2 separate regions of the Homo sapiens genome follow, and region 2 is linked to region 1. Evidence: read pairs that join two places in POLR2A ChIA-PET (ENCODE). Cell type or tissue: CD4-positive, alpha-beta T cell. All regions are shown on one strand. Links, peaks and the distances in the headings refer to the core of each region. The heading gives the core; the rest is flanking DNA. Region 1 holds the start of PLEKHF1 (pleckstrin homology and FYVE domain containing 1). Region 2 overlaps POP4 (POP4 ribonuclease P/MRP subunit).

Evidence for each region. ChIA-PET counts read pairs that join two places held together with the same protein. Peaks named below come from ENCODE experiments on the same cell type or tissue, not always from the same donor. Only the 100,000 strongest peaks of a DNase experiment are listed, where the experiment ranks them.
Region 2: POLR2A ChIA-PET joins it to region 1 with 16 read pairs; 19 of 35 experiments call an interaction of 5 or more read pairs at or near these places.

The regions. Positions count from the first base shown.
Region 1 is chr19:29,665,437-29,681,198 of GRCh38, reverse strand. PLEKHF1 (pleckstrin homology and FYVE domain containing 1) reads right to left here and starts at 15,738. Exons shown (of 2, transcript NM_024310.5): 1 at 15,694-15,738; 2 at 5,722-7,375. The coding sequence starts at 7,359. The coding sequence ends at 6,520. RefSeq lists enhancers at 9,444-9,673, 12,175-12,484, 14,631-14,680, 15,301-15,420, 14,872-15,425 and 1 more and a silencer at 15,501-15,762. In CD4-positive, alpha-beta T cell, for the core only: a CTCF peak has its summit at 9,443; DNase peaks (open chromatin) are centred at 8,008, 8,648, 9,288, 9,768 and 2 weaker places; H3K4me3 peaks cover 3,858 bases; H3K27ac peaks cover 7,701 bases.
Region 2 is chr19:29,614,582-29,630,343 of GRCh38, reverse strand. POP4 (POP4 ribonuclease P/MRP subunit) reads right to left here. Exons shown (of 7, transcript NM_006627.3): 7 at 13,107-15,100. The coding sequence ends at 14,964. LOC105372353 (a long non-coding RNA gene) reads left to right here. Exons shown (of 7, transcript XR_935896.3): 7 at 1-148. Among named protein-coding and RNA genes, the nearest start is that of POP4, 16 kb to the right of the region's middle. RefSeq lists silencers at 3,248-3,542, 9,244-9,293 and enhancers at 6,287-6,336, 8,093-8,152. In CD4-positive, alpha-beta T cell, for the core only: no CTCF peak of the experiment used is centred there; DNase peaks (open chromatin) are centred at 6,363, 6,523 and 7,903; H3K4me3 peaks cover 740 bases; H3K27ac peaks cover 1,995 bases.

The DNA of each region.
Region 1 (15,762 bases), core at 4,853-12,852:
GGGAGAGCTGGAGCAGGGGCCACCGGGCCTCTGGGGGCACAGATGGGTGATCCACACTACCTGGGGCAAGCCAGGAAGGCTTCAGAGAGGAGGTGGCTTCTGTGCCAGGTTCACAGGAAGGGCCGGGCCAAAGTTCACAGGCAGACTGGGGAAATGGTGGGTATGGGGTCAGCAAGCAGCCCAGGACAGGCCGGAGCCCAGATCTGCTGGGCCGTCGAGGCAGACCCCTCCCTCTGCCCACTCTGGGCCCCTGCGTTGCCTGAGGTTTTGCTCCTGGGCACCGGTTCCATCAAGTCTGCTGAGGGCAGAGGCAGAGCACGGGCATGGACGGTGTGGGCGCCTCCCAGGTGAAGAGCCTAGATGCAGACAGAGGCAGAGGACCCTCCTTCTCCCAGCCAGCAAGGGCTGAGGGGCAGCCCTGGGCCTGCGGGCATGAGGTGTTAGGAGGCGGCCTCTCCCCTGCCCTCAGCCCCAGGAAGTTCACTTCCTGCACATCTCCTCAGAGACGGCCCCAGCGGAAGTGGTTGCCTTGGTTTGCGCGTGTGGCCCGGGTGGCAGCGGATCCTGGCTGGGAACTGGGTCAGCCTTCGAGTCACCTCCAGGCCCCATCCCAGGGGCTGAGCCCAGGAGCGGCTTTGCCTTCTCCTAGGCCTCTTTCTGGCCTTGTTCAAAGAACAGGCTGGGCAGGGAAGTGGCCAGGCCAGCGGAAACCCTCTGGTGCCAGCCTGGACGACAGCCCCATGGAAGCCTGGAGCCCGGCCTGTGATCAAGTCAGACCCAGCTCCAGAAAGCGCTACTTGGGTGGGGTGGGGTGGGCATTCCTGTCCCCACCTGAGAAGGCCACTCACATTTAGCGTCTTGGAGGGGGACTGTTCCCTAAACCCTGGGCCAGGCTGAGCCCTCCTGCTGGCCCTGCTCCTGTAGAAATACACCAGGAACACCAGTTCCCATCCACAGCCTGGCCTGGAGGCTCCAGGGTGAAGCTCAGTTGCTTTCATTATCATCCTCTCTACCCCGATGCCCCCAGCCCCATTTTCTACCTGACTCATTTATTCATTCAACATATGTTTAGTGCCAAGGACAGGAAAAGACAGTTACCAAAAAGGCCCAGAGTCCCAGTCCTCGTGGAGACTACAATCCTCTGATAAAGTCCTACCATCCTCTGAGGCTCAACCAAACACCGCCTCCTCCAGGAAGCCCACCCAGCTGTTTTGGGAGTTCCTTTCTCTGGCTTTGTCTATCCCTCTCTCAGGGCTCATGACATATCTCCTTTAGCCTTAGGATGGCCTCACGTGACCTGTCTCTGCCTCCTTGGAACCAGCGCATGGGTGGGCCTCAGTAAGTGGCAGTCGCTGCCACCATCAGCACCTGCACCCCATCATCATCAAGGAGGGACAAAATTCTTGGGGACCTGTGAACCCCCCGCCTGGCTCCCTGGCCTCTGGCAGGCAACACCCCAATGTTACCAGCATACATGATGGCGGGCCCATCTTTAAGAAAACTTGGCATGGAAAAATCCCAACCACCAAAGCCCACAGGTAGGGGCTACTTGACCTTTGTGAAAGTCTCCTTAGTGTCTGCAGCCTCTGGGTCCCGTGGGAACACTGCATCCTGCAGAGCTCTAAAGGGAGAGCTGGCTGGGTGCGGTGGTTCACGCCTGCCATCTCAGCACTTTGGGAGGCTGAGTTGGGTGGATCACCTGAGGTCAGGAGTTCGAAACCAGCCTGGCCAACATGGTGAAACCCCACCTCTACTAAAAATACAAAAATTAGCCGGGCGTAGTGGCACGCACCTGTAATCCCAGCTACTCGGCAGTCTGAGGCAGAAGAATCGCTTAGAACCCGGGAGGCAGAGATTGCAGTGAGCCAAGATCGCACCACTGCACTCCAGCCTAGGCGACAAGAGCAAGATTCTGTCTCAAAAAAATAAAAAAAATAATAATAAATAAAGGGGCTGTCATCAATCCCAAAGAGCCCTGGGGTCACAGCTGTGACTGTACTTGCCATCTTGAGCTGCACTGCTCTGGGCTGATTCCTGCAGGAGCGGTTCTGGCCTGCCCCTGTGGGTGGAGTGGTGGGGTTCTGATGCCCCTCAAATGCATGGGCCTGTTCTCGGACCCTCTCCTCACCCCTCTGCACCTCCTAGGAAGAGGCAGGGGACGAGGCAGGCGCCTCCCAGGAATCCCATGCTGCCTGTGCGAAGGACCGGCTTCTGGCAGGGACATGGAGTCCAGGCACAGCTGGGAGGAAGATTTGAGAGGTGGACAGCAGCACTCGGCTGGCAGGACAGTTGGTTCCCGTGTCCTTGCCAGGCCTTGCAAGCAAAGCCCCAGGCAGGAGCGTGAGGCTGGACCCTGGCCCAGCAGCCCCGTGCTCCTGCCAGACCTCAGGCTCAGCTCTGGGGAAAGGGAGCATCTGCAAACAGCAGAGGCCTCGGCCCGAGGCCTCCTGACCTTCCCAGGCGTGGGGGCGGAGTGCAGGCAATGAGCAAAGCTCAGCTGCATGGCTGGGACTGAAGACAACTTCCAGAGCCTCCAAGGAGCTTCCCCACCCAAGAAGGGGACTGGCAGCGGTGCTGTGGCGAAGCAGGAGAGACGGCTGCAAGCTCTACAGGCTGGCCTTCCCCTTCCGTGCTTGCTCCTTGAGGCAGGGCCCTCTCCGGGGACTGCCTGGGCAGCTGGCCTAGCTTCACCTGTCGACCCGAGCCTGGCCCAGGAGGCCATCTCTGGTGGAAAATAAACCTGATAGGAGTTGGAGACAGGGCCTCCAGGGCAGCACCTTCCCTTCCCGGGCCCACTGGCCAGGCCCACATCTTCCATTTTGGGTGGCTCTGCTCTCTCCCAGCATACTCCCCTCTGTGCCTCAGTGGCCAGGGACCCCGATTCATTCAAACTCACACTGGCCCCAAACACCATGCAGTCCTGGGGGTCATTCTGCTTCCTGGCGCCCCCTCGGCTGTCAGCCTGGAAGCTGACACTCAGTGCCTGTTGGATGTCTCAGCATAGGCTGGGTGTGTGGTGGCTCCCACCTATAATCCCAGCACTTTGGGAGGCTGAAGTGGGAGGATTGCTTGAGCCCAGAAGTTCGAGACCAGCCTGGGCAACATAGGGAAATCCTGTCTCAATAAATAAATAAATAAATAAATAAGAAATTAGCTGGGTGCCATTGGGTGTGCCTGTGGTCCCAGCTACTTGGGAGGCTGAGGTGGGAGGATGGCTTGAGCCTAGGAGGTCGAGGCTGCAGTGAGCCGTGATTGTGCCACTGTACTCCAGCCTGGGCGACAGAGCAAGACTCTGTTTCAAAAAAACAAACAAACAAACAAAAAACTTCTCAGCAGAACAGGGGAGGGGGCCTGCCCCTTGGAAGGAGCTGAGGATGGGAAGGAGGGCAGCTAAGGCTTCCAGTCCACAGCCAGAGCCAAAATCGGAGGCAGATGTGGCCTCAGTGAAGCGCAGGTCCGCCCTTGGGGATCCCAGGGAAGCGGACAGCTGCCGGCCTCCATGGCTGCCAGACCCCCTCTCCCACCAGCCACCCATGCACAGCAGTCAGGACAAATTCTCAAAAGCCGAGATCAGCCTTGCTGCGTGCAGAAGGCTCCGACAGCTCTGGGGCACCCGAGGTGGCTGCCCCGTGCCTCTGGGGGCCCAGCTCCAGCCACGCAGCTCAGGTCACAGGGGTCCCTTTCCTGCCTTTGTACTGACTGTTCCCTCTGCTGGAATGTCCTCTCCCCACCAGGCAGGCGTGGCTCACTCATTCTCAGCCCGTCCCCATCATAGCACCCTCCACCCTGGCTTCTGCACCTGTGTCTCCCCCACCATGCTGTGCGGGCCTTGTTTGTCTCACTCCCAGCGGTGTCCCCAGCAGCTGGCATGGCCCAGCTGGTGCGGGAGCAAGACCGCAGGTGTGAAGGCTCTGCGAAGGTCCTGGGCCACCCCAAGCCGTGGGCCCTTACAGGCCCTAACACCTTGGGACTTGGGGCAGCAGCAGTTCTGTTCCAGCCCTGCAGGGGAGAGGGACACAGACCTGAGTCCTGGGCTAAGGGATGAGAATCACCTACTCAGCCAGACCCCAGGGCGCTGCCTGCCATGACCTGGAGAGGACGACACTGCACTCAGTCAGCCTGGGGTCCTGTGCATGGACCCCCTTGGCAGGAAGCTGTAGAGGAGGCTGGTGGTGGCCGGGCTCAGCTGCACGTGGTCCCCTCTCCTATCTTAGTGAACGCTGCCTTTCAGGCTCTGAGGGTTTTCAGGCAGGGGAGTGTGCTGTGAGAAGAGGCCAGCGGTGGCAGCCAACACACCCTGCCCTGGCTTCAGTCCCAGGGTGCAGGGACAGGGCTGCCCGGGCTGGGTTTTGGAGAGGGCACTAGATCTGTCCAGGAAGTCACCCCCAGCTCCGTGACCTGTCTCACCCTGTGCCCTCTGCCCAGGCAGAACCAGCCTGAACCAGTTTGTGTGGTTCAGGGAGGCCAAGGGAGAGAAAGGGACTGTAAACAAATAGGTCCTTCCTGGAAGGCCAGTGGGCCTCCCACACTGGTCATTCTGCCAAGCATGGCAGGTCGAAGGCGCTTTGATACTGACCCCTTGGCCGGGTGTGGTGGCTCACGCTTGTAATCCCAGCACTTTGGGAGGCCAAGGCAGGCGGATCACGTGAGGTCAGGAGTTCCAGACCAGCCTGGCCAACATGGTGAAAACTCGTCTCTACTAAAAATACAAAAATTAGCCAGGTGTGGTGGCGGGCACCTGTAATCCCAGCTACTTGGCAGGGGTGAGGCAGGAGAATTGCTTGAACTCGGGAGGTGAAGGTTGCAGTGAGCCAAGATCGCATTACTGCACTCCAGCCTGGGCAACAGAGTGAGACTCTGTCTCAAAAACAAACAAACAAAAATACTGACCCTCCCGCCTCCCTCACAGGGTGCCCACAGGCCACCAGCAGGCCTTGTCACCTCAAGGGTGGTCTGTGGGTGGTGGTAGCGGCAGGCCCTGGGAGCTGGGCTTCGACCTGCCGAATCAGAATCTGCACTCGAACTGCACCCTCCAGGGTTCTGTCTGCACGTGAACCTCTGAGAACTGGCCCCAGGAGGATGGTGCTAGGCCAGGGAGAGGCCCTGTCAGTGGGGTTTCAGATGCTGTACTGCGTGGGCAGGGAACTCCCAGCCCCACGGTCACCACTTCTAGCTGACAGCAACCCCAGTCCATGCCCCAGTCCTGCCAAGGCTGAGGCGCTGGGAAAGACTAGTGCAGAAGCACTCGTGGGACACTGTTAAAGGATCCCCAGTTCCATGGCCAGCATGGGGCCAGGCGTTGGGAGGCTGACCTCGAGCCCCAGGCCCAATGCACACTCACTCTGAGAAAGGCTGGTGTACCTGGGGCCCAGTTTCCCTCTCCATAGCACCAGCCCCAGGGCCAGGCAGGACTGCACGGGGAAGCTCTCAGCCTGGGAGGCCCGGCAGAGCCACACAAATGGCTATTTGTTTCCTCAGTTCCATCCACTGAGATCGCCCACACCAAAGTGAATAGGGCAGCAGGCATCAGGCCACGGTCATGGCACCCGGACAGACCTGTGTCCTGGGGGAGCCCAGCCAAGGCACAGCATGAGCGTCTGTCTCCTTCAGGCAGCCAGCATACACAAGAACTCCCAGTGTGGGGGACAGTGGTAGATTTTTGCCACCTAGCACATTTTCAACCATGGACAGAGCCATGTCTGAAGCAAGGACACTCCTGGGTTTGTTTTGCAACCACCCATCAATAAACTTTCTTTTTTATTATTAAGTGGGGGCAGGGTTTCTGTTCTTGCAACTGAGTCCTAACAGAAAACAATGGTTTCGCTGACCACACGGAGAGCTGAGGACAGGACAAAAAGGCATGAGACAGCTGGACACCTGGAGAGAGGTGACACAGGACAGAGTCCTCACCCGGCTGCCCTGGGCCTCGGGGAGCTCAGGCTGCAGTCCCTGGGCCTGGTGGCACCCACAGCACGGCAGTCTCTGGCTGGGCTTCGGGGAGCCCACATGTCTGATCGGCAGGGCTTGGCTGGCCAGGCGGTGGGCACCAGCGTGGTGGGTGGGCAGTCCTGGGCTTCCAGGAGGCCTCCTGGGACTCAGGCTCTTCAGTGGGGTGTGCCTGTCAGGGTGCAGGTGGGTTCTGTGGCTACACTCCCATCCTGTCTTCCCTCTGTGTTCCCAAACCTGCTCTGGTCCCTAGATGTCTGGAGACCTGGGGTCGTCCAGCTCAGGAGGCCATCTGGAGCTGCCGCTGCAGCCTGCAGAGTGTAAGGTGGCGTTTGTTACCAAGACCTGTGGGTGTTCTGGGGCTTCCTGAAGGGAAAGGCATTACCTGCAGTGAAGCCATAAGGACACAGTGTCCAGCAAAAAGGCACTGGGAGTCCAGAAAGAGCCACTCCCCACCGCTGCACCTGCCACCATGGGATGGGGTCCCGGAGCCCTGGGCAGCTTCTGGAGCTGCCCTCTTGGGGGCCTGGGCAGTGGAGCTGGCTTGGGGACAGATGTTCTGCAGGCCGGGGGTCAGCTGTGGAAGGCAGACCAGGCCACCCCCGAGGCGTAGAACTCCACGCTGCTGGGCCAGTCGCCGTCCCTGCTGCCCTCCTTGTCCTCGTCGGAGTCATCGTCATCTCCACTGGACGCTCCGCAGATGGGCCGGGCCAGGTGGGCTGGCTGCCCTGGGGACCCCGCGCCCTGCTCCTCCGCCTCCTCCTGCCGCTGCTGGGCGGCCAGTTCGCGGTAGCAGAGGCTGCAGACGCGCACGGGCTTGGGGGACAGGCGCGGGAGCAGGAAGCGCTGGCGCGAGCACTCAGCGCAGACCACGAAGCCGCACTTGCGGCAGTGGTGGCGCCTCGTGAGGGCAGAGAAGCGCGTCTGCGTGCAGCGCATGCAGATGTCCGTGGCCTTGTCGGGGATCCAGGGTGCCGCGTGCTCCGTGCTGGGCGGGCGGCCCGTGGCCCTCAGTTGCCGCCGCACGCACTCCTCGATGTGGCTAATCCATTCCTGGCGCTCCGTAGCGGAGGCGGCCGACACCACAAAGGACTTCTTGGCCGTCTTGATCATCCAGCGGTTCTTGGCCTGCAGCGTCTCCGGCAACAGCTCCAGTGTGACCTCCTCCAGGGGGATGATGTGCTGGCTGCGGTACTTGCGCTTGTTGAGCACGATGCTGCCATACACCAGGATGTCGTTAAAGAGGAAGAAGATGCGCGGCTTGGCCTTCTTGCGGCACTCTTTGGTCAGCACGCCCTCGCCCAGCAGCACTCGGCCTGGCAGCGCCAGCGGCTGCCCCGAGGCCCCGAAGCAGCTCTCCACTGCCGCGATGCGCTGGCTGTTGATCTCCGTGTTGGCCAAGTGGTCCACCATCGTCTCCAGCTGGCGGCTGCAGGAGGAGACAGACAAGGAGTATGTCCAGGCTCAGGCATGGGGGTGTCAGAACCACGCTGCCCACCCCCAACTGACTAACCCACCATGCCAGGCAGCCCACTGACTACGCACAGTAACCCGCAGGCCTGCCCAGCACTGAGAAGCATCACCTCGGAAGCTGACCCTTAGACGGGAGTACAGGGAACTACGGGGAGGGAAGGGGGATTTCCCAGTAAAGGGGATGTGGAGGCCAGACAGGGATGGGAAGGCAGTGATAAAGTGTGCTACTTAGGCCAGGTGCAGCGGTTCATGCCTGTGGTTCCAGCGTTTTGGAAGGCTGAGGCAAGAGGAGGCTCGAGCCCAGGAGTTTGAGGCTACAGTGAGCTATGATCATGCCACTACACTCTAGCTAGGTGACTGAGTGGATTCTATCTCTTAAAAAAAAAAAGTGCTACTGAGCCGGCTACTACTGTGGGCAGCAGAGGGCAGAGGTTCAGCCCCGCTGGGGAGCCTTGAAAAACAGGGCGGAACAGGCCTCAACGGGACATCAGAACGGTCTGTGCCAGGAGACCTGGGTGTCTCTACCCCCAACCCAACCCTGACTCTGCCATCCACCAAACCAAGCTGTCACAGGCCCTGCAACCCACGCAACCACCCAGGAAGTGCAGCAGTCACCACCACCATCACAAGCACAGGCGCCGAGTGCTTCCTGTCAGCCAAGCGTGACTATCTCATTTAGTTCCCACCCAACCCCAGAAGGCAGAATCCCCACTTTACAGGAGGGGAACTGAGGCGATGCTAGGAGGCAGGGGCCCTGGAGCTCGCACTATGCTGCCGTCCCGAGTGGAGTGTGAGGCCACACAGGCCCCTCTGTTGGTGCCCTAAGCACTAAGCACTAACTCAGAGCTCATGCCGGGCGCCCCCTGCTTGGTCCACACACACACCAGCCCACCAGACTCACGACCTTGAAGACCCCATAAATGCCATAGATTCCCCATTCCAAGCCTCCAGTCTTGGCCTCTCCAAGCTCTAGGAGGGCTGTCAGCATAGATGTTCACCTGCTTGTCTAATAAGCTCCTCAAACTCAACACATCCAACAACAAACCTCCGCAGACCTGCACCTCTTCCTCTCCTTCAGTGACACCACCATTCATCCAGGAGTTCAAACCCCAGACCTAGGACACATCCTTGAATCTCCCCCTTCCTGTACCTCCAATATTCAAGCCATGAGTAAATCTCATCATCTTTACCTCTCAAATCTAGCCTGCCCATTTCTCAGCACATAACTCCGCCACCATATCGGTGGCAAGGTGCCATTGTGTCCTACCTGAGACAGGCTGTCCCAGGGTCAGCTCCTTCCTGCAACGGGTTCTCAGTTCCTTTTTGAAAGGGTTCTCCCTGACAACCCCAGCTCAGGCAGCCTCTTCCCACACCCAGGACAAGCATTGGTAATCCAAGGTCTGAGAGTCAAATCCGGCCCTCAGCCTGCTTTTGTTAAAGATTTATTGGGACACAGCCACATTCGTTCATTTATTATTGTCTCTGGTGGCTTCCACACTGCAATGGGAGAGTTGAGTGTTGGTGACAGGGACTACATGGTGACAAAGCCTAAAATATTCACCACCTGGCCCTTTGTAGAAAAGGTCTGCTGGCCACTTCTCTGGGATTCAATCGTTTTTCTTTGTGGGATTTAACAGGACCTGCTGTTTGCTTGTCTATTCATTGCTTGTGTGTTTTCTGCTTCCCTGCTCAGTTCTTAGCTCCATGAGAACAGGAGCTTCTTCTTGTTCATTGTGTCCACAATTCTTGGAGCCATGCCAAGCACATACTAGATGCTTCATAAGTAGCTTGGCACGGTTCCAAGCAGGTCCCAAGGCCCACCATGCATGACTCAGCTCTTACCTCTACAGAGGAAGAGGTGAGAGCTGGCCCCACCACCACCACGTGCACACATGCATTCCGGTACACACGGCACGCCTGGGGCTGAGCTGATCACACCCATAGTGTTTCTGGGTCACTGAGCTGCAGTTCTGAGCCTGGCCACCAGTAGAAAGCCAGAGTGGGGCCCCAGTGTGAGGGTGGATGCATTGCAGAACAGAAGATGCTGGGCCCTCGAGTCCCGTTCCACTTGCCCCTGCAGATCACAAGTGTCCTGAGAAGGGCTGCCCACACTACCTTACGTAAGAACTGCTATTTTTAGCTTGCTGATCTTGGCTGTATACTGCAAACCTAGGGGATTACCAGTGACAGAACTGACCTGTCCCACCATGACTGATCACCGAGTACCTGGCTGAGGGACAATCTGACAAAACCAGAACTGCATTCCACAAAGAGCAATGACTGCCCAGCAGAGACAACCAAAATGCCTACCAGCAGGGAAAAGGATAAAAACCCGGGGCTACTCACGCAATGAGAGATACAGATCAATGTGGTCTGACGGCAAACAACAAACGTGGAGTGGAAAAACACAGCCTGTAGAATGTTGTATGTAAAGTGACACCACTTATGCAGGAATTACATAACATTCTGAAAGTGTTCAAGAACTATATCTATGAATAAAAATAGGTAGGAGGAAGGCCGGACACAGTGCCTCACACCTGTAATTCCAGCTACTCGGGAGGCGGAGGCAGGAGAATCGCTTGAACCCAGGAAGCAGAGGTTGCAGTGAGCCAAGATGGCGCCATTGCACTCCAGCCTGTGTGACAGAGTGAGATTCCATCTCAAAAAAAAAAAAAGGAGGGGAAAAAAACAAAACAAAAAATAAATAACAAGTGTTGGTGAGGGTGTGGAGAAACTGGAAACTGTGCACTGCTGATGAGAATAGGAACTGGTGCAGCCCCTAAGGAAAACAGCATGGAAGTTCCTTAAAAAGTTAAAAATACTCACGCCTGTAATCCCAGCACTTTGGGAGGCCGAGGAGGGGGGATCATGAGGTCAGGAGATCTAGACCATCCTGGCCAACACGGTGAAACTCTGTCTCTTAAAATACAAAAAATTAGCCTGGTGTGGTGGCGAGCGCCTGTAGTCCCAGCTACTCGGGAGGCTGAGGCAGGAGAATGGCGTGAACCCAGCAGGCGGAGCTTGCAGTGAGCCGAGATCGCGCCACTGTGCTCCAGCCTGGGCGACAGAGTGAGACTCCGTCTCAAAAAAAAAAAAAGGTTAAAAACAGAACTACCATATGATCCAGCAATGCCACTTCTGGATATATATCCAGACTGAAAGCAGGGACTAAAATAAATATCTGCTTTCCCATGTTCATATCAGCATCATTCACAATAGCCAAGAGGTGGAAGCAACTCAAACGTCTGTCAATGGGAGAATGGATGAACAAAATGTGGAACATACATACCATGGAATACTATTCAGCCTCGAAAAGGAAGGTAATTCTGACGCACACTACAACACGAATGAGCCCTGAGGACATCATGCTAAGTAAAGCAGGCCCATCACAAAAGGACAAATACTGTAATAACTTATATGAGATATACATACTGATCAAATTCATAGAGACAGAAAATAGAATGGTGGTTGCCAGGGGCTGCCAGAAGGGGAATGCGGAGGTTGTCTGGGTATGGAGTTTCAGTTTTAAACGATTAAAAAGTTTTAGAGGCCAGGTGTGGTGGCTCATGCCTGTAATCCCAGCATTTTGGGAGGCCAAGGCGGGCAGATCACTTGAGGTCAGGAGTTCGAGACCAGCCTGGCCAATATGGTGAAACCCTGTCTCTACTAAAAATACAAAAATTAGCCAGGGATGGTGGTATGTACCTACAATCCCTGCTACTGAGGAGGCTGAGGCAGGAGAATCACTTGAACCTAGGAAGTAGAGATTGCAGTGAGCCAAGATCACACCACTGCACTCCAGCCTGGGCATCACAGTGAGTTCCGTCTCAGAAAAAAAAAGTTTTGGAGATCTGTTGCACAACAATGGGAATATACTTAACACTACTGAACTGTACACTTGAAAGTGGTTAGAATGGTAAAAATAAAAGATAGGAAGGAGAAAGTCAGGAGTAAGTAGCCTGGGGAGAGGACATAGATGTGACCAGGAATGGAGGGCTCAGATTGGATTCCACTTTCGTCTATAAGGTTTCATTTTTAAAAAAGTTTTTTTAAAAAAAGGCAGCAGCAAACACGATGAAATCCGAATATCTGCCAATTTCAAGAAATGGGAACACGTGTTGCTTCTTCTAATTTAAGGTCTTCAAAAGGAAAAGAATTACAGGCCAGTGTCTGGATTGGGTCCTGGGCTCCATGGGCTGGGGGCCGCTGAGCATGTCTCATGATGGGACGCCTGGCTGGGCCTGATAGGGTGACCACATGGCATCCAGGCCTGGGCACCTGCAGGGGATGTCAGGAGCCCCGAAGAAGCAAGGCCACGTGTGCCCCCAGCCCAGCTGTGTGCTGAGAAGTCAGGCCACTGGTGAAACGGGATGAAAACCCAAACCTGAGACTGCAGACCAAAGCCTCCACATTCAGTAGCTGAGGCAGGTGGGCTTTGTGCCCAGAGAGCAGGTAGCCCTCCCGCAACCCTGGGGGCTTGTTGAGCTCTGGAGACTGGGCCAGCCAAGTGGATGGCATGGAGGAAGGGAAGGAGCAGCACCAGGCAGAAGAGAGCTGCAGGCAGGGGTGCCCAATCCACCCTGGACCCGTCCAGCAGAGGGCAGAGTCCATGACGCTGTCTCTGCAGCCCTTGGAGGGGGTGCAGAACACTCCACATGGGACCCCTTTGCTGCTCTGCCCCCACCCATGACTCACAGACCCCCTCTAGGCTCTTAGGGCTAGTGTCCAGCTGCTGATGGTAAAATGTGGACCAGGAAGGGCGAGGAGGGGCATCTGGTGGCGATGAAAGGGGCTGGGCTGAGAGCTGACCCCACACACTGACTGGGGAAGCCAGGGGCTCACATGTGCCCTCCTTTGTGAACCTGCAGAGGGTCCCAGGTTGGGCGAGGGGCGGGGCAGACAACATCCTCCTGGGAGCTGCCCCGGCATGCTCACCTTCTCTACATGACCACAACTTCACATCCTGGTTTGACCTTGCCTGTAGGTTTTTCTTGGCAAATACAGCAGCCCTGAGTTAGATGGGGAATGCTTTTTTCTTTCTTTCTTTTTTTTTTTTTTCTGAGACATTGTCTTGCTTTGTTGCCCAGGCTGAAGTACAGTGGCACAATCAGGGCTAACTGCAGCCTCGAACTCCAGGGCTCAAGAAAGCCTCCCGCCTCAGCCTCCTGAGTAGCTGGGACCACAGGCATGCACCAACATGCCTGGCTAATTTTTAAATTTGTTTTAGAGGCGAGGGTTCACTCTGTTGCTTAGATAGGTCTTGAACTCCTGGCCTCAAGCAATCCTCCCTCCTCAGCCTCCCAAAGTGCTGGGATAGCAGGTATGAGCCACTGAGCCCAGCTGGGAATCCTTTTTTTTTTTTTAATTGTTCTCACTAGGGAAGTGAACCTCCCTTGCTTAGCACAGGGGAGAAAAAAGCTGAGCCCTGTCCTTACTCATTTGGGGCCGGCCTGCCTCGGGAAGATGTTGGTGACAGAGCTTCCTGGCAGCCTCTGGGCCCTGAGTGCCTGTATTGGCCCCAGTGTGGCCCCAGGGCTGCTGGTAGAGGGGTGACCCCAGCGCAGGCTCAGTAAGCCTGGGAGACCAGGCAACGAACAGACCTGCATCTTTCTTTGAGGGTTCAGAGGGGTGGGGGCTCTCAGGCTCAGCAATCCTGCTGCCTGCACAGGGGCTGGAGGTGCTCATGTGAGCACTGCGGCTTGGGAGCCACATCCTGAGAGCCCCCGTGTGGCTGCAGAAGCCATGAAGCCAGGTTCTGTATGTGGCAGCCCAGGTGTGATACGTGATCAACAGCAGGGGCTGGAGAGCTACACCAAATCTGGGCCACTGCCAGCTTTTCTAAATCCAGTTTTATTCAAACACAGCCATGTGGGACAGAGGCTGTATGGCTGGCAAAACCTAAACTATTTGCTACCAGCTCTTGAGAGAAAAGGTTAGCCAACCCCTGATCTACACCATGCCACATTGTAAAATGTATAATGCACACACTGCAGGGCACGCTGAACAGGCCACACAAGGTACTGTCCTGACGGGAGTCGTCCTGTCCTCTCTCCTACTCCGGACACAGCATTTTGGATAAATGAGAGATGCGTGGGGCCCCAAGATGGTAGCCCTGGAAAGTAGGAGCTGGGCAGCGGTGGGGGATGGGGTGGGGGCTGTAACTGCTCTGCCTCGGGTTACAGGTGGAGAACCTGCTCAGGGACGTGCAGGGCCAGGGTCACCAAGGGAATCAGAGTTCTGGGGGCAGCTCAGCCCTTTGGACTTTCCCTTGACTTCCAGATCGGGGCTCCTCCTTCCCTGCAGGGACCTGGGCCGCACGCAGACCCACCCTGCTTCCATGCCTGCCTGATTTCATTTTCCAAATATTTATGAGTCCCACTGTGTGCCAGACACTGTGCGAGGTTACAGCCGGGAGCTGGAGACCAGGCCCTTCAGGAATGCACACTTCTTGCCAGTGAGACTAGAAGTACATTCACAGGGTCTTTTCTGAGAGCCAGTGCTAAACACTGTGAAGAAAAAGACTGGTGCGCCCAGCAGGGCAGGGCCTGGGAGGACGGTGGAGGTCGAGGAAGGAAGGCCTTGGGAGGAAGTGAACTCACTCCAGCCTGAAGTCAGCTGTGCAAAGATCTAGGGGCAGAGCTCCGGTCCTGGGGAGCAGCTCAAGGTGGAATGGGTGAAGTCAGGCTGCGGAGGAAGGAGCGATGGGGCAAGGAGGACAGATGAGGTTGCAGTGCCGGCAGGAGACATCCTGCAGGCTCCCAGGCCAGCGTGAGGATGTGAGGTTTTCTCCATGTGCATTGAGACTGCAGCATCAGGCGCCAAGCCTCCTCTCCCTCCAGAGGGGCCGCCCCTGGGCTCTGTCCAGCCCTGTGATTCCTGGAAGGCCCTCCTCCGGGAAGAGACCGGTAATGAAAAACAAAGCAAAACAAAACTGGAAGTGCCGCCGACTGAGCACTTAGAGCTCACCAGGCACAAAGTTAAGCATATTACGTTCATTATTTCACTTAATCCTCACAAAAGCCCCCTTGGGGAAGGTACTTCCACCACATCAAAGTCACTGCCCAAGGTCCCTGCTGAGTGATCAGGAAGCTCGGCTCCAAAATAACCATGAGCTGTGGAAAGCTGCACTCAACCAGAGACCAAATCAGAACTCCAGAAGTCAGAGTCCAGCGGGTGTTGCCTGCGCTCCAAATGCCTGATGCCCACCCCATCCCGAGCAGGTCCGTCAGCTTGGCTGGGCTGTCCCACCCTCCAGGCCACACTGGCCAATCCCCCTTCCTTCCTCGGGGTGGGCTGGGTTGGGCAGGTCCCCTAGTTCACCCAGGGCTGCCTGGCCTGTGTTTTGGCAGCCCGGAGGGCTGACGTGTGCAGGGACGCAGGCCGAAGTCAGAGAGTCATCTCAGCTCACAACAGACTCCAGTGGGAACGACGCTGTGCAGAGGGACGATCCCAGCGCATTAGGGGACTACCTCCCCACCTCCTTGGCCTCTGACCCTCTCTGGCCAGGAGATACCAGAGGTGTTCAAATTCCAAAGGAGTGCTCCCCTTGGGCTGCAGAGATCAAGTTTCAGCGTGGCTCGGAACCTCTCTGCTTTCCCACCTGCAAAGAGGCTGACCACACCTCTGCCCTACACGGCCCGCCAGGTGTTGGGGAAACGAGAAAGGAGGGAGATTCCAGGCCGCCTCTCTCTGCGGGCCTGCTCAATAGTTTCCTCTCTGAGATGGGAGCAGTGCCCGACCCTGTTTCCCTTGGCAGCTCCCACCAAGAATCACAAACTCAACTGCTCCAGAGGAACTGGGACCCCAGCGCCCCCCGCCGCGCCCCTGCCCAGGGGGACAGTGGTCCCATCCAGGCCTCCAGACTGCAGACTGGGGCTGAGAAGAGAGGTCCCGGCGGCCACACGAGGCCAGGATCCCGGAAACACCACCAGCGACCGGGTGCGCTGAGACCCCTGCAGTCCCGGGTGGCCCGCGACCCCCTTACCTCCACCAGCTTACATCTGCGCGTTTCCCCGGGGATTCCGCCTCGGACGCTCTGACCCCTGACCGCTCTCCCCAGGCTCCCTGCAGGTTCACCCCGCAAGCCGCCCAGGAGCGCCCTTCCCAGGCCTCTTCTTGGGCTGGAGTCAGCGGCACTGCGCCCCGCCGGCCCAGGAGCCGCCAAGACCGCGCGGCGGGAGAGAGCTCGCTTGTCCGGGGGTGGTGATGGGAGACTCGCCTCATGCGCCTGCCCCGCGACCCGCAGCCCGGCCGGGGGACGGTGGGGGGACTCACCTTCTGCGCCGGCCCCGCGCCCAGCCCTCGAGTCCACACCGCAGTAGCCCGGGTCCCCGCCCGCTCCGC
Region 2 (15,762 bases), core at 3,834-11,833, 50 kb after region 1:
TGGGCTGGGGCCAGCCACAGTGACTCACACCTGTAAACCCAGCGCTTTGGGAAACAAAGGTGGAAGGATCGCTTGAACCCAGGGGTTTGAGAACAGCCTGCACAACAGAGACCTCCTCTTTAACAAAAATAAAATAATTTTCCAGGTGTGCCTGTAGTCCCAGCTACTTGGGAGACTGAGGAGGGTGGATTGCTTGAGCCCAGGAGTTTGAGGCTGCAGTGAGCCATGATTGGGTCACTGCGCTCCAGGTTGAGCAACAGAGCCAGGCCCTGTCTCAAAAGAAAATGAAAAAACAAAAAATACCCCTAGGCTGGAGTTCAGCTCCAAACTTGACAATCTGATCCTGTGGGCTTGCAACCCTGCTCCTAAGCAGCATTTTTCTATTTATCTACCTGTCACTGTCCCTCAGGCCTGGTGCTGTTGCAGAGCTTCCTGGAATAGACCAGTGCAGTCCCCTTGCTGTCTAGAGACCTTCATTTTTCTTTTTTCTTTTTCTTTTTTTTTTTTTTGAAATGGAGTCTTGCTCTTGTCACCCAGGCTGGAGTGCAATGGCATGATCTCAGCTCACTGCAACCTCCACCTCCCAGGTTCAAGCAATTCTTCTGCCTCGGCCTCCCGAGTAGCTGGGATTACAAGTTCCTGTAAAATTAGCCTGGCTAATTTTTGTACATTTAGAAGTGATGGGGTTTCACCATGTTGGCCAGGCTGGTCTTGAACTCCTGGCCTCAGCCGATCCATCCAGTTTGGCCTCCCAAAGTGCTGGGATTACAGGCATGATCCACCGCGCCTGGCCAAGACCTCCATTTTTCACATATAATTAAAATAAAATGTGAGGAAATAGAAGCGACCTGACACATGTGCGATGCACTTTGGTATTTTACTTTTCATTTCTATGGAAATGTGAGTCCGAGGCACACCCTGCAAGGCATGCTGGGACAGAAACCTGGCCTGTGATGGCTCCTGGGTGGGTTGGTCCAGGGACCCTTCTCAGAAGCACCATCCTGCCCCAGAGACGGCCCTGAAATGACCCAAAAGTTCCTGATCACACCAGCTGCGGGCACATTCACTGATTCACTTACTCATTCTCCGAGCCCCTGCATCGAGCTGGCCTTTGCGCTGAGCCTGGGACTCAGGGGCGAATTCATCAGAGCTTATAGTCAAGGAGGCAGACACATGTTTGTGTTTATAACACAGCATAGAAAGTGGTGGCAAATCCAGGCTCCTGGTGTCTGGGTCCTTGGTGGAGGGGCACCTGGCCTAGCCTGCAGCCCTGTGAGTGGCCGTGGTCACCTCGGAGACCTGGGTGAGACACTGCTGTTACAAAGCCTGAGATTCTCAGGGTGATTTCTGGAGGTTCTGAACTGTCCATTCAACAACAGAAAGCACCAGGACAGCAAATGGCACGTGTTTACCCTGTGCCCGGCCCCCATTACTCCCACAGCACAGGGTGGATACTCCTCATTCTACAGCAAGGAAGCTCTGGCTCCCAGAGGTGACTTGCCCTAGGCCACGTAGATTAAAAATACACCGATAATATATGATGCTGGCCAGGCACGGTGGCTCACACCTGTAATCCCAGCGCTTTGGGAGGCTGAGGCAGGCAGGTCACCTGAGGTCAGGAGTTTGAGACCAGCCTGGGCAACATGACGAAACCCCGTCTCTACTAAAAATACAAAAACTAGCTGGGTGTAGTGGCACATGCCTGTAATCCCAGCTATTTGGGAGGCTGAGGCACGAGAATCGCTTGAACCCGGGAAGATTAGGTTGCAGTGAGCCGAGATCACGCCACTGCACTCCAGCCTGGGTGACAGAGTGAGACCCTGTCCCTCTCTCTGTCTATATATGTATATACTGATGGCAAGGCCCCACCCCAGGGATTCTGGATTAACTTTGGGAGGTGAAGTCTGGGCTTTGGTGTTCTTAAAACTCCCTAGGTGATTGTAACAGGTAGCCAGGATTGAGCAGCACCGAGTTGAACATAGGTTATTTCTTTTTTGTTGGCTTTATTTTCATTTTTATTTTTTTTGAGATGGAGTCTCCCTCTGTCTAGAGGGACACTCTGTCTCAGGCTAGAGTGCAGTGGCACAGTCCCAGCTTACTGCAACCTCCACCTCCTGGGTTCAAGTGATTCTCCTGCCTTAACCTCCCGAGTAGCTGGGATTACAGGTGCCCACCACCAGGCCTGGCTTCTTTTTGTATTTTTAGTAGAGATGGTGTTTTGCCATGTTGGCCAGGCTGGCCTTGAACTCCTGACCTCAGGTGATCCGCCCACCTCGGCCTCCCAAAGTGCTGGGATTACAGGCGTGAGCCACTGTGCCTGGCCTTGGACACAGGCTCTTTCTAAGAAAGGCCAGCCCCACCTCTTCCTGCAAGTGCTACTGTGACAGAGGGAGGGCTGGGGTGGGCGGCCAACGCAGGGCCCAGCCTCCTCCCACAGGACGGAAGCAGACCAGCCATGCAGAGTCAGCTTCTCTCTCCAGCACTGTGGAGATGGTGACTGGTGGACTTAGGGTGGTCTGGGAAGGCCTAAAACATCGGTCTGCCCCCTGAGGAGCTAACAGTCTGCTATCGACTTAATATTTTGTGTCCACCACCAATTCATATATTGAACCAAATGCCCAATGTGAGGCTGTTAAGAGGCGGGGGCTGTGGGATGGGATTAGGTCCTGAGGATGGAGTGTTTATAGGGATTAACGCCCTATAAAAGAGGCCAGACCGGGAGCAGTGGCTCACACCTGTAATCTCAACACTTTGGGAGGCCGAGGTGGGCGGATCACTTGAGGTCAGGAGTTTGAGAGCAGCCTGGGCAACATGGCGAAACCCCATCACCACAGAAAATACCGAAATTAGCTAGGTGTGGTGGTGCATGCCCATAATCCCAGCTATTCGGGAGGCTGAGGCACAAGAATCGCTTGAACCCAGGAACCCAGGAAGCAGAGGTTGCAGTGAGCCAAGATTGCATCTCTGTACTCTAGCCTGGGCAACAGAGTGAGACTCTGTCTCAAAAAAAAAAAAAAAATGTGGCCACAGAGAGCTCTCTTTATTTTATTTTATTTATTTATTTTTAGATGGAGTTTTGCTCTTGTCACCTAGGCTGGAGTGAAATGGGGCAATCTTGGCTCACTGAAACCTCTGCCTCCCAGGTTTAAGCAATTCTCCTGCCTCAGCTTCCTAAGTAGCTGAGACCGCAGGCACACCCACCACTCCCGGCTAATTTTTGTATTTTTAGTAGAGATAGGGTTTCATCATGTTGGCCTGGCTGGTCTCGAACTCCTGACCTCAGGTGATCCACCCGCCTCAGCCTCCCAAAGTGTTGGAATTATAGACGTGAGCCACCACGCTCGGCCGAGAGCTCTCTTATCCCTTCTGCCACACCCAGTGTGCCACACCCAGTGGGGACACAGTGAGAAGAGACGTGTCTATGAGGAAGGAGCCCTTGATAGACACCAAATCTGCCAGAACCTTGATCTTGGACTTCCCAGCTTCCAGGACTGTGAATAATAAATTTCTATTCTTTATCCATCATCTAGTCTTTGGTATTTTTGTTATAACAGCCCCAGTGCACTAAGACACATAGAATGGGGAAGACCATCCTGGGCCCATGCCCTGAGACCAAGCCTAGCTGGTGGGGCTGGAGTAGGGTGACCAGCTGCTCTGGTTTGTGCTAAAACTAGGGAAGGCCAGGGCAAGACTGGCCAGGATGGGCCACTCGCTGGGAGCCAGAGGAGAGGAGGCAGCTGCCTGGCATGAGGTGAGGCTGGAGGAGGGCAGGGGCCAGGCCACATGGGCCTCATAGGATTTTATTCTGTGTATAGCGCTCTGGGAGAAACACCTCCTCTGTGTCTCTGTTCCAGAGTCCTAGGGACTGTTGCACCGGGGGTCCGTGGAGCACTCGGGTCTGCAAGGAAAGACCCCGTCTATTAGCGTTTCCAGGCCAAATTGAGGGTTGGGCTGCTATTTCTCACGGCCCAGTAACGAGATGCAGATGAACTGGGGAGGAAGGGAGTTTTTATTTCTGTAACCAGTTATGGGGAAGAAGGCCTAGGAAATGTCACCAGACCAACTCAAAATTCGGGTTTCAGAGTTTATATACCTTCTAAGCTATATGTTTATGTGTAAGTGTACATTCATCTAAAGACATAAGTGATTAACTTATTTATTTATTTTTTGAGACGGAGTCTTGCTCTGTTACCCAGGCTGGAGTGCAGTGGTGCAATCTCAGCTCACTGCAACCTCCGCCTCCCGGGTTCAAGTGATTCTCCTGCCTCAGCCTCCTGAGTAGTTGGGATTACAGGCGCACGCCACCACACCAGCTAATTTTTGTATTCTTAGGAGAGACGGAGTTTTACCATGTTGGCCAGGCTGGTTTCGAACTCTTGACCTCGTGATCCACCCACCTCGGCCTCCCAAAGTGCTGGGATTAGAGGCGTGAGCCACCGCGCCCAGCCCAACTTCTTTTAATCTAGAACTAAGATCTGAGTCCTGAAGATCTTCCTCTGAAGCCTCAGTAAATTTACTTAATCTAAATGGGTCCAGGTGCTGGGGCGATTACCCTTATTTTGTCTCCTGCTAAATTATGGAGGTTTGGGGAGTTCCTTCAGATCCCCAGTAAACTTGTTTGTGGAGGTCTGGGGAGTTTCTTCAGGCCTCCGATACAACTTGTTTAATCTTAAAATGGGTCCTGTTAATTCCTTTGTTACTTTGTCATGCTTCAAGGCCCAGGAAAGGCCTGGGCAAAACTCCTGGTGGGCTTTTGTTACACTCCAGCCTTTGTATAGGGCACTGGCTCTATCAGCTTTTAATATTTAACTTCGCCACTCAGTCAATGCTGAAACAGGTGTTACAGAGGCCTGCGTTAGTGAGACCTGGCCTGCCACATTAGTGCAGGGTCTGTCACCTGATTCGGAGACCAGCGCCTGAGCTGCCCTTCTTCACCGAGCCCATTAGCTCTTCTGTCTTCATTATTTAGGGCCACAACTTACCTTTTACTCAATGGAGCCAGAATGGGGCTGCTACCATAAAAACCCCTGGAATGGGGCCCAGGCGGCTGGCAGGGCCTCCTCCGAGAAACATATGCCACGGTGTGGGGACCATAACTATCATTTACATTAATTAGGCAGCCGGATAATAGGGTGTTCAATAGTTATTTTATTCTGTAAATTCTGCGGCAAGCACCGCCAGGAGGCAGGAGCTGGCAGGGGTTCATGCCATGCAAAAAATAGTCCTGTTCCCACCCTGGCAGGCAACGGGGCTTTACATTTATGGTGAAAGGAAGTCTTCCTCAAGTTCTGGAAGAATAGCTGATTTGGTGAGAGGGGACTTGCCATGTGACTCACCCACTGGCCATGTGATCCGGGGATAATTCATCTCAGTGTCCTCAGCCAGCCACCAGTGCTGACTACCTGGGGGTATTCTGGGGTCCTACTGAGAATGCAGCCATGGAGGGGACAGGTGGGTGGGTTTTCTTTTTTTTTTTTTTTCAGAGACAGGGTCTTGCTCTGTCACCCAGGCTGGAGTGCAGTGGTGCAATCACAGCTCACTACAGCCTCAACCTCCCAGGCTTAAGTGATCCTCCTGCCTCAGCCTTCCAAAGTGCTGGGATTAAAGGCATAAGGCACCACACCTGGCCCAAGGGGACAGTTTGGGAGAATGCCCGACCCCTATGTTTGGAAGATGGTACTGTATTCTGTCAGAACCCTCTGAGTTTTTGGGTGATACCACACACACAAACTTTATTGGCTGTGCTTTATTCCTGATGCTCATTTTACAGATGAGGACGCCAAGGCATGGGTGGAGGCTCACCCTTGACTGAACTCACAAAGCTAAGCCAGACAAGGCTGCAGCCTGCCCAACACCCGGAGGTATGCCCACACGGCTCCCCACCCCTGCGACCCAGCTCTGCCATCTTCCTCCTTATTTCTGTCTGCCCAAGGGTGTCTCCCCACCTGCCTGCTCCCTTTTCCCCTGAGAAGACCTCAGCTGCAGCCCCTGCCTCCTTGGCCACGCTGGCCTTGTCCACAGCCCCTTGTTCAGCAGCTTGGACGGCTGGAGCCATCTCCACTCGCCTAGTGGGGCTGCCACCCTTCAGGGCACTGGGCTGTGAGTAGACACCCAGACCGAGGCTGGAGGGGCTGTGTCCCTGAGGCCCTGTTCGTGGGTGCTGTGTGCACCTCTCAAACCTGTTTCCGTGCATCCCCAAGGCCGACACCCTGGTTAAGCTGCAGACGTCTAGCACCGGCCACAACCTCCTAGCTGGTCTTCCGGCCCTTGGCCTCTCCAGTTCACTGCCAGTCTTCCTCACTTCCTGCTGCCCTGCCTGGTGCCTGAAGCCTCCAGCCTCCTCAGCGCCATGCCCCTGCAGGCCCCACTTCCTACCCCAGCTCCTCTGCAGGAGGCCTCAGCCTGCCTGACTCCAGCTCAGCCCTCCGGCTTGTCTTAAGTTCAGGTCCTGAGGGAAGCCAGCCTACTTTCAGACCTGCCAGGGGCCTCTGCCACAGGCCCTGTTCCCCTCCCACCGCACCCTGTGGCCCCAGGGTCCTGTCATCACCACTCACTCTCTCACTACTCAATTGGAAACCTCACAGGGCGGGACCAGGAGGGCTGTGGCAACCACGCCCTAGTGACAGGGCTGCAGAGCACTTGGTCCCTGGAGTTCTGGGGTAGCGGAAGAGCCCGTATTTTGAAAGGAGGGAGCTGTTAAAATTGTGAGTTTGGTGACATACTGCATTTCTTAGGAATGTGGGTTTCCTTGCTTTAAATCTGTGATTTTTCAAGCAAGAGCCACTTAGGGTAACCTGGGCATTACCATTTTTATTTTTTTTGAGACAGAGTCTCGATCTGTCCCCCATGCTGGAGTGCAATGGTGCTATCTCAGCTCACTGCAACCTCCGCCTCCTGGGTTCAAGCAATCCTCCTGCCTCAGCCTCTTGAGTAGCTGGGATTACAGGTGCCTGCCACCACGCCCAGCTTGTTTTTGTATTTTTAGTAGAGACCGGGTTTCACCATGTTGGCCAGGCTAGCCTTGAACTCCTAACCTCAAGTGATCCACCCGCCTCGGCCTCCCAAAGTGCTGAGATTACAGACATGAGCCATCATGCCTGGCCTGGCATTACCATTAAGAAATGAGACTGCTGGAGAGATGCTCAAATGATTTCAGATATTTATTAAGCACCCACATAATAGTCCAAATGGTTCTTCTACAAACATTTTAAATTGAAGTATAACATATGCCCTGAGAAAACACACATCCTCTGTTTGCAATCTCCCCTGCCTTAGCCAGCAAGCGCTCTGTCTCCAGCTCCCAGGCCACGGAGCCCCATCTTCCATGGGGCTAGGTAGCCCCCTAAAGATGACTTAACACAGCCTGTTCTGCACACAGAGCAGCCAGCTTGCATTTAGGGCAGTGATGGGATGCTGGTACATGTGTAACAAGCCCTGGTTTGTAGCATAGTGTAAATTGCTGTGTAAATGTTCCCACCATGAGGGTTGCAGGGTGCCGGCATGAATGTGCCGTCTGCAGGAGGTGCACACATCAGCTCTCATGAGCCAGCACAAGCCCCTGTGGCACAGCACCTGTTTGGGGCCTGTGTTTTTTTATACAAAGCATTATAATCGCACACTTTTTTGGGAGAGCAGGGCAACTGAGGATGCTTTCCGTCTCACATTCGCTGCAAGGCGAGCCTCCACTGGCAGCACTCTACAGGCAGGACAGAGCCACTGGCAGCACTCTCTACAGCGTCCTTTCTCTTTCCTCCCCTCCCTCCCTCTCTTTTGGTAGAGGATACAGTTTAATTTGTGTAGATTAAATGTGCCTGCAATAAACACCACACTCCCTTTCTTCACGTTCTCTGTGGTTGGAACCGAAGGTCTCGGGGAACTTGGGCCTTGAACTTGGGTTTCCTGACTCGGGTTTCCTGCTGGGCTCAGCCTCTCCAGGCCAGGCTATGCAGCGCCAGCCATAGCTGCTCCCGCCAGACCCTGGGGCTTCATGGGGGAAACTGAAAGGGGCAGAGAAGCGCGGGCCACACTTGCTGCACGTCACAGCTGTTGATGGAGCATAACCTCCTCGGTCTGCATAGCTGGGGTGCCAGGGCCCAGTGGCACAGGGCTGCCTTCTCACCCGCGGCTCCTGCTACCAGGGGTGCCCACCGACAAGGAAGGGGGGGTGGCACGTTGGACTCAGGATGTGCAGCTGCCCTGCCCTGGGCAAGCCACACGGGCTCATCTGGCCCAGACAGGGGTCACTGACCAGCACCACTTGCAGTTGCTGTGTGCCAACCCTTATTCAACATTATTAGAGGCACATCCTGGGCTCATTTTTTCTTTTTGGGTCAGAAAACAAATATTTACTGAGCACTTATTATATGCAAGGCAGTGTTCTCCCCTGCAGGGGGCTTACAATGGTTATGGCGGCGAACACCATGGGCAGTGTCCCAGCGTCCGAGCAGCTCACATTCCAGTGGAAGAAAATGATATGAAACAGGCAGATATGGTTGCACTGGGGACTGAGAAGTGGTACACAAAACATAAGACTGCTGGATGCAGTGGCTCGCGCTTGTAATTCTAGCGCTTCGGGAGGCTGAGGCAGGAGGATTGCTTAAGGCCAGGAGTTTGAGACCAGCCTGGGCAACACAGCAAGACCCCCAGCTCTTCAAAAAAACAAGCAAACAAAAATTAGCCAGGCATGGTGGCATGTACCTCTGGTCCCATCTACTTGAGGGGTTGAGGTGCGAGGATCGCTTAAGTCAGGGAGGTTGAGGCTGAAGTGAGCTATGATCACACCACTGCACTCCAGCCTGGGTGACAGAGCGAGACCCTGTCTCAAAAAAAAAGGAAAAGGAAATATCAGACAGAGTAATGTGACAGAGTGACTGGTTGGGGTGGGGGCTGCAGAGCTAGGATGATGGGGCCTTCCCTGTGTGCAGAGCTGAACGCAGGGAGGCTGCCTGCAGATTGAGGGGTCAGGAGAAAGCTCGAGAGGAAGGAATGGCAGGCACAGATGTGCACGGGGACAATCGCATGCTTGGGGGTGTAGAGAGGCACAGGGTGCAGCGGGAAGGTGGACCACGATGGCAGGGGTGGGCTGGGGTCTGATCTGGAAGGGCCTTGATGATGCCGATCAGGGGCTGGCTCTCATTCTGCGTGCAGCAGGAAGTCGCTTGTGGGTTTTCAGCGGGAGAGGCACCCCGAGTCATGTTTCACAAAGGTCACCCGGGCTACAGTGAGGCCAGGCGTGGATGCAGGGAGGCCAGCGGGGGGCTGTGGCTGTGGCTGGGTGCTGGCAGGTGGGTGGAAGGGGGCTGGAGCAGCAGGTGGTGGGAGGGTTGCAAGGAGGGCCACCATGTCGTGATGAAAGGTTGGTGGGGGCGTGAAAGCAAGGGAGGAATCAGGATGGCTCCTTGGTTTCCCGTGTGAGCATCCAAGAGGCGAGGGGCCTCCGCAGAAGCGCGGGTGGAAGGAAGGGAAGAGAAGGGAAGTCCGTCATGCTGTGTGCAGCCCACCATGCTGGGCTGCCTGTTAGATCTCCAGGTGGAGCCTGGTGGGCAGCTTTCTCATTTCCTCAACAGTCACAGAACACTGAATACAGTCAGATACACTCTGGATGAGTGAGGGTATGGCAGTGAGGAAAACAGTCCTGTCCTTAGGAACTTCCGTTCTAGCTGGCAGGAGGCAGATGGTAAACCAAGTTACACATGTGGGTCTGGTGGATCTGAAGTGGTGGACGAGACAGCTATGGAGGGAATGGGGAAAGAAGTCCAAAGGCAGAGCTCAGGGCATTCTAACACTGAGAAGTTCTGCAGAGGAGCTCCCAAAGGACAGTGAGAGGGAGTAGCCAGGGAGGCAGGAGGAAAGTTGGGAGTGTGGGGATAAGAGGTGTTCCAGGAGGAAGGAAGGGATGACCTGTTAAATGCCGATGAGAGGCCAGGCAAGGCAGAGGCGGAGAACCGACCACTGGCTCTGGAGAGACGCAGTCACTTGAGTGAGAGTGGCTTAGTGGGGCGGTGGAGGCAAAAGAATGGAATGTTTTCCATTTCATCCTGCTCCCGGCCTGTCCCAGGAAATCCTTCCCTATCCCAGTCTGTTGCATTTCACCCAGTCTGTGCATCTATCTGGCGTTTTGTGAGTCTCTGGGTGAGGTCCTATATCCTCCTCCATCTCCCTCCTAAGCCAGTCCCTCCTCCAGGAGCTCTGATGGATCAGGCCACTTTTTCTTTTTCTTTCTTTCTTGTTTTTTTTTAGAGATAGGGTCTCATCTGTCATCCAGGCTGGAGTGCAGTGGCACAATCATGGCTTACTGCAACCTCAACCTCTTGGGCTCAAGTGATCTTCCCACCTCAGCCTCCTGAGTAGCTGGGATTATAGGCATATGCCACCATGTGTAGCTCAACTTTTAAATTTTTTTTTGTAGACATGGGGTCTTGCTATGTTGCCCAGGCTGGTCTCAAACTCCCAGACTCAAGCAATCCTCTTGCCTCAGTCTCCCAAAGTGCTGGGATTATAGGCTCACGTGAGCCACCACGCCTGGCCCAGCAAACGTTTTCTGTAAAAGGCATAGGGAAGGGCAGGTCTTTGCTCCTGAGACCTGCCTCCTATGGCTGGAGGTTATCTTTTATGGGCAAAGTGGACCAAGACACAGAATAGCTGAATCCCACTTGGGGCCTGTCCATTTCAGATGCCCTCTAGGACAGCAGCGCCCACCCTCCTGTGAACACAGCCTATCTCTGCGCCTGTCTAGTTAGCAAGGCTTGTCCTTTACAGCTCAGGAAAAATTACCAAGAATGTTATTGACTCTAATTTTAATTTGTCTAGCACTCTTGTTAATGATGTCTATTTAAGACATCCATTAAAGGCTCACGAGGTTAATTAAATGGACAATTCCAATACAGTTCTATTAGAACCCCTTCTATTAATATTGTAGACATTTAACAGATGTCTTAATTAGACATTATAGCTAAGAAATGCAAACTAAATTAAAGCTAAAGCCATTGTCCAGAAAGCGAGCTTTTTTACCAGAATTTACGGCTTTGTGGAGGGATGTTCCTGTTTACTCTTTGGAACCTGGGAGATCAGTCATTTGATGATCTTTCCCAGCCTCCAGAAAACGTTGGCCTGAGAGTCCCAAGTCTGAAATCACAGTCCAGACCTCAGAGCTGGAAGAGACTTTAGACACCATCTGGAGCCCAGCGTCCTCAAACATCAGTGATCAGCTGGGGTCTTAGGTAAACACACAGCTATCTGGGTCCCGCCGCCAGAGGCTGATTCAGTAGGTCTGAGGTGCAGCCCAGGGTCTGGCTGCTCTGAATGTGCACCCACTAACTCTGATATGGGAAGTTCCAGGATGCCATTCCAGGAACGCTGGGTCTAGTCTAATGGCCCCACTTGACAGATGGCGGCACCAAGGTCCCCAAGACTTCAGAACTGCGTGAATGGATCAGCAGAACTCCACCTCCTGCCCCATGGATTAGGGCTTTTCCAGCATCTCTGCCATCTCTCCACTCCTGGCAGCCATATACCCCTTCCGGCCTCTCCTCCTGCCTGCCTGAGCCCAGGGGGCAGACCCTCGCAGGCTTCCCCTGCCTTCCTGGGTCCTCCACAATGCTTCTGCGGGCTCCTGCCCTGAGCCTTGGTGTGAATACACTCTTCACACCCACAGCTGCCTAGAGCCGGAGCCCCTGCTCCAGGGAGACTTCTCTGCCCATCCTGCCCACCTGCACACGCATTTCCTCCCCCATCCAGACTGTGCCTGGCCCCAGCGGGAGGAGGAGTTCAGCTGTTTGCAAAAGTGAAGGGGAACTGGGCAGCTCAGGGGCCCCGGGTACTGGAGGGAGCAGCCCTGGACCCAAGTTCCTGTATGAGCATGTCACAGAATCCAGTGGTGATGGCAGCTCAGGGGCCAGCATTGGGGCTGGCTGGACTGGCTAGTGGTCCAAGCAGCCCATATGGGGGAAAGAGAAGGCCTGGCTAGTGTCTGAGGTTGGGAGTCAGGTAGCTGTTGGAGTCTTTCTGGGAGGCACAACCAGGCTGTCCTGGCTGGGAAAGCTTCGGGGTGGCTGTGGACTGACTTGGGTCTCCAAATTCATATGATAAAGCCCTTGCCCCCACTGTGACTGTCTGGAGACTTTCACGAGTTCATAAGAACACGGCCTGATCCAATAGGACTGGCGTCCTTCTACAAGGAAAAGACCCGAGGGATCACTTTCCTTGCACACAGGGAGGAAAGGCCATGTGAGGACAAGAAGGGAGAGGCCTCTCCAGAAACCAGCCCTGCCAGCACCTTGATCTTTGGCTTCCAGCCTCAAGAGCTGTGAGAAAATGCTGCAGCCCCAGTGTGTGGCATTTTGTTATGAAGATTAGAGCAGATGGATACATCAGCCATGGCCCACGCTGTCCTTTCGCTGTCCTTTCTCCTCCAAGAACCTCATCCTTTCCCCCGAGGCTCTGGCCTATCCTCTGCAGACCCTGTGTGGCAGCTGGGCACTGGGAAGATGTAAAGGGCCCCTGGGCCCCACTCTTTGAGCAGTGGGTCGCTGGGCTGATGTCTCCCAGTCCTGCAGCCTCTGGGTCCTGTCCTGAGTTGCTAACCACTCTCTCCTCTTTGGCACTTTCTCTGGTGCATGGAGGCTTACACAAGTCGAATGTGGCTCTGTCTCCCGTGGGACCACATGGCCAAGGCCTCAGCTCTGCCAGGGTCCTGCTCCTTGGACAGTGGACATGGGAGAGATCGGGCCAAAAAGCACCACATTACCCTCCATGACAAGCTGTGCCGCAGCCTGTGGAGACATGGCAGCCCTGGCCCCTGCCACGGCCCCTGGGCCTCAGATCATGCTTTCTGCAGCTGTTCCTCATCAGGAACCATGTCCCGCCCAGCTGGGCCCTCCCCTTTCCCTCCTCTACCTGGGAGATATGACCCCTGGGTGGGCCATGAGGGCAACAGTGTATCCTAGAAACAGGCAGGCACAGCGGCAGCTTAGTGGCCGGTGAGCACCCTCACCATGTCTCCTTGGGGGAGAGGGAGAGGTATCTACAAATTAAACCGCCACTCACACAGAAACTTGAGTCTGAGCTAAATGAAAAACAGATTTCACATGGCAAGTGGTACCTACAACTTTTCTGGAAAGCAACTGTGTATTTACACAACAGTGGACGCCTTTTACATTGCAGAGGGGCGGGTAAGAGCGGGATGGCTAGGAAGCTACAGCACCTATTTGGTTATGAACACAGCATTTTCAGATGGCTGGGGGAATAGATGCCACTTCCCACTCAAGACAGGGATTTGCTCAGCGGGAAAGCAGGTAATAAAGGCAGCACATCCTGCACTTTGAACTGCATCCGTCTCATCCTGCAGCCACCCTGTAGCTCAAAGCACAGTTCTGGAGCCTATTAGGTCCAAATCTCAATCTACCCTTGAGTCAGCGAGGCCTTAGGCAAGAGGTCCCTCGAAGTCTGTCTTCCTGTGGCAGATGAGGACGGCCACACCACAAGGCAGTCGCTGGGCCGGGGCCCGTGTCCGAGGTGGCAGTGTGCTTGGGCTCCATGTGCCTAGCCCGTGCGTGTGTTCATCACTGGCAGCGGTGACTGCGTGCTGCTTGGGGGAGAGCACTTGAGCTGCCTCAGAACACCCTGGTGAGCGGAGGACACTTGCATGGATGGAAGCAGGACCGAGGCACCGTGTTGGTCCCTGTGAGACTCTGGGTGCACTGAGCTTTGGGGAGGGGTGGTGGCACAGACCTGGGCCTTTCTACTCTCCTGGCACACAGCAGTCAGCGCTCCCACTTCCCTTCTCCACTACGGTGTTTCTCTCTGGTGTGGTTTGGGTGGAAGTTACCAGAAACGCAAAGCCCTGGCACTGCTACTTCTCCTGGGGGAGAACAGATTTGTGGCCTGCCTTTCGCCAGGAGGGCTCCTGGCCTTGCCTTGCTGATCGGCAGAGACTTGCTCCTCAAAGGGAAGGGGTAGTTGGTCCTTCTGAGCCATGTTTCCAACCCATCTGGTAGGCTGGTCCCCTGCCCCGCTCTCACTGCAGCCCTGGGCCCGCTTTTCCTCTGGCCCTGCATGGAAGGGCCTGACCCACTGGCTTTACAGACACATGGTCACAGAGGGCCAGGGTCAGACTGAAAAGCCAAGTCTTTCAGCAGCAAAAATGGCGAAGATATCAAAGGGCGTCAATGCTGCTGGCTTGGCTTTTGCAGCAGGTCTCACCTCGGGAGGTGATGCCGGGCGACCTCCTTTCAGTCCTCCATGGCTCAGCCTGGCAGCTCAGGAGTGGGCATGCTGCGGCAGGTCCCATCTCACTACGCTGGGGCAACCATGCATGGGCACAGCTGCATGCAGTACTCTGCTCCTGGGGTCCACCCCAGCTATGATTCCTGAAGTGAATAAACCCTAAGTCACTTAGCAACTCACCCTTCAATCCTCTTCAACCTTCCTGAAATAGCAAAGTAAACCTTAGGTGGGTCAGAGTTCCACCCAAAGGCGAGCCTCTGTAGACACCTGCCATCCAATGGACCTTTGGGGACCCCCCTTCCCTTTCAACCTGGCTGGACTGCAGCAATACCTCCTTTATTTGATCCCTGTTTATGTCCACATATGTACTGTATTATCACAGATGCAACTGATTTATCATAGAGCACTCAGAAAACATGGAAAAGTATTTTTAAAAATCGAATAATCCTATTCAAGTCAACCAGTGTTAACCCCGGTGTGCTTCCTGCCAGTCTGTTCCTCCCCATGGGAGTCACACAAAATGAAAATCTCCTAGAAAGAGAAATTCCTCTGTCCTCTGACTTCTTCACTTAGTACGCTGCGACCTTCCCATGTTGTTCAACATCCTCAACTCGGAGCGTCACTGGCTGGAGGTGGTCTATAAATGGAATTGGCTTAACTATCTCTTCACTGAAAGGTGGACATTTAGGGAGTGTCCAGTTTTCAGCTGTCATAAACAACTGCCTTAGACGGCAAAGAATTCACAGGTCAATCGTTCCCTTCGCTTTGAACTTCTTCGCAGACCGTTCACTTGACCGAAGCTGGAATTTGCTCCCGTAAATGTAGGAAATAAAGCCATCGGTTTCCACAGTGAACACGCAGTTTAGCTTGGGGATAACTGAAAAAAAAAAAAAAAAAGGCAGGAGAAAAAAAGATGAGGAAAAATATTTATTAATATTTTACTTTTAGGTAGAATATTATTCAGAACACATTGAATGAAAAAAATAAGCTAATAGGAAACGGGAAACCCACAAGGGGAGGGGCATTAGGGTTGCCTGTGGTTATTCTGCCACAGGTCAATCTAGTCACATGCTAAATGTAGCTTGGCACCTAATCTTCAGGGTCAAAGGCTATACACCAAATTCCCAGAACCAGAAAGTCCCAGAACACCTGCCAGAAACTGGTTTTCCCACATTAACTTTCAGATGGGCTCCTGGCCTTATGCTCTGTGGAGAAACTATTACACCACTTTCCGAGGTTTACAATGTGAGGTAGAAGGATATGTAGGAAAATAAGGGAAGCAACAAGAAAAACCAAGCTCAAAAATTAAAGGAAGAAGGCTGGGCGCGGTGGCTCACACCTATAATCCCAGCACTTTAGGAGGCTGAGGCAGGTGAATTACTTGAGTTCAGGAGTTTGAGACCAGCCTGTCCAACATGGTGAAACCCTGCCTCTACTAAAAATACAAAAATTAGCCGGGCGTGGTGGCGCGTGCCTGTAATCCCAGCTACTTGGGAGGCTGAGGCAGAAGAATCCCTTGAATCCGGGAGTGGAGGCTGC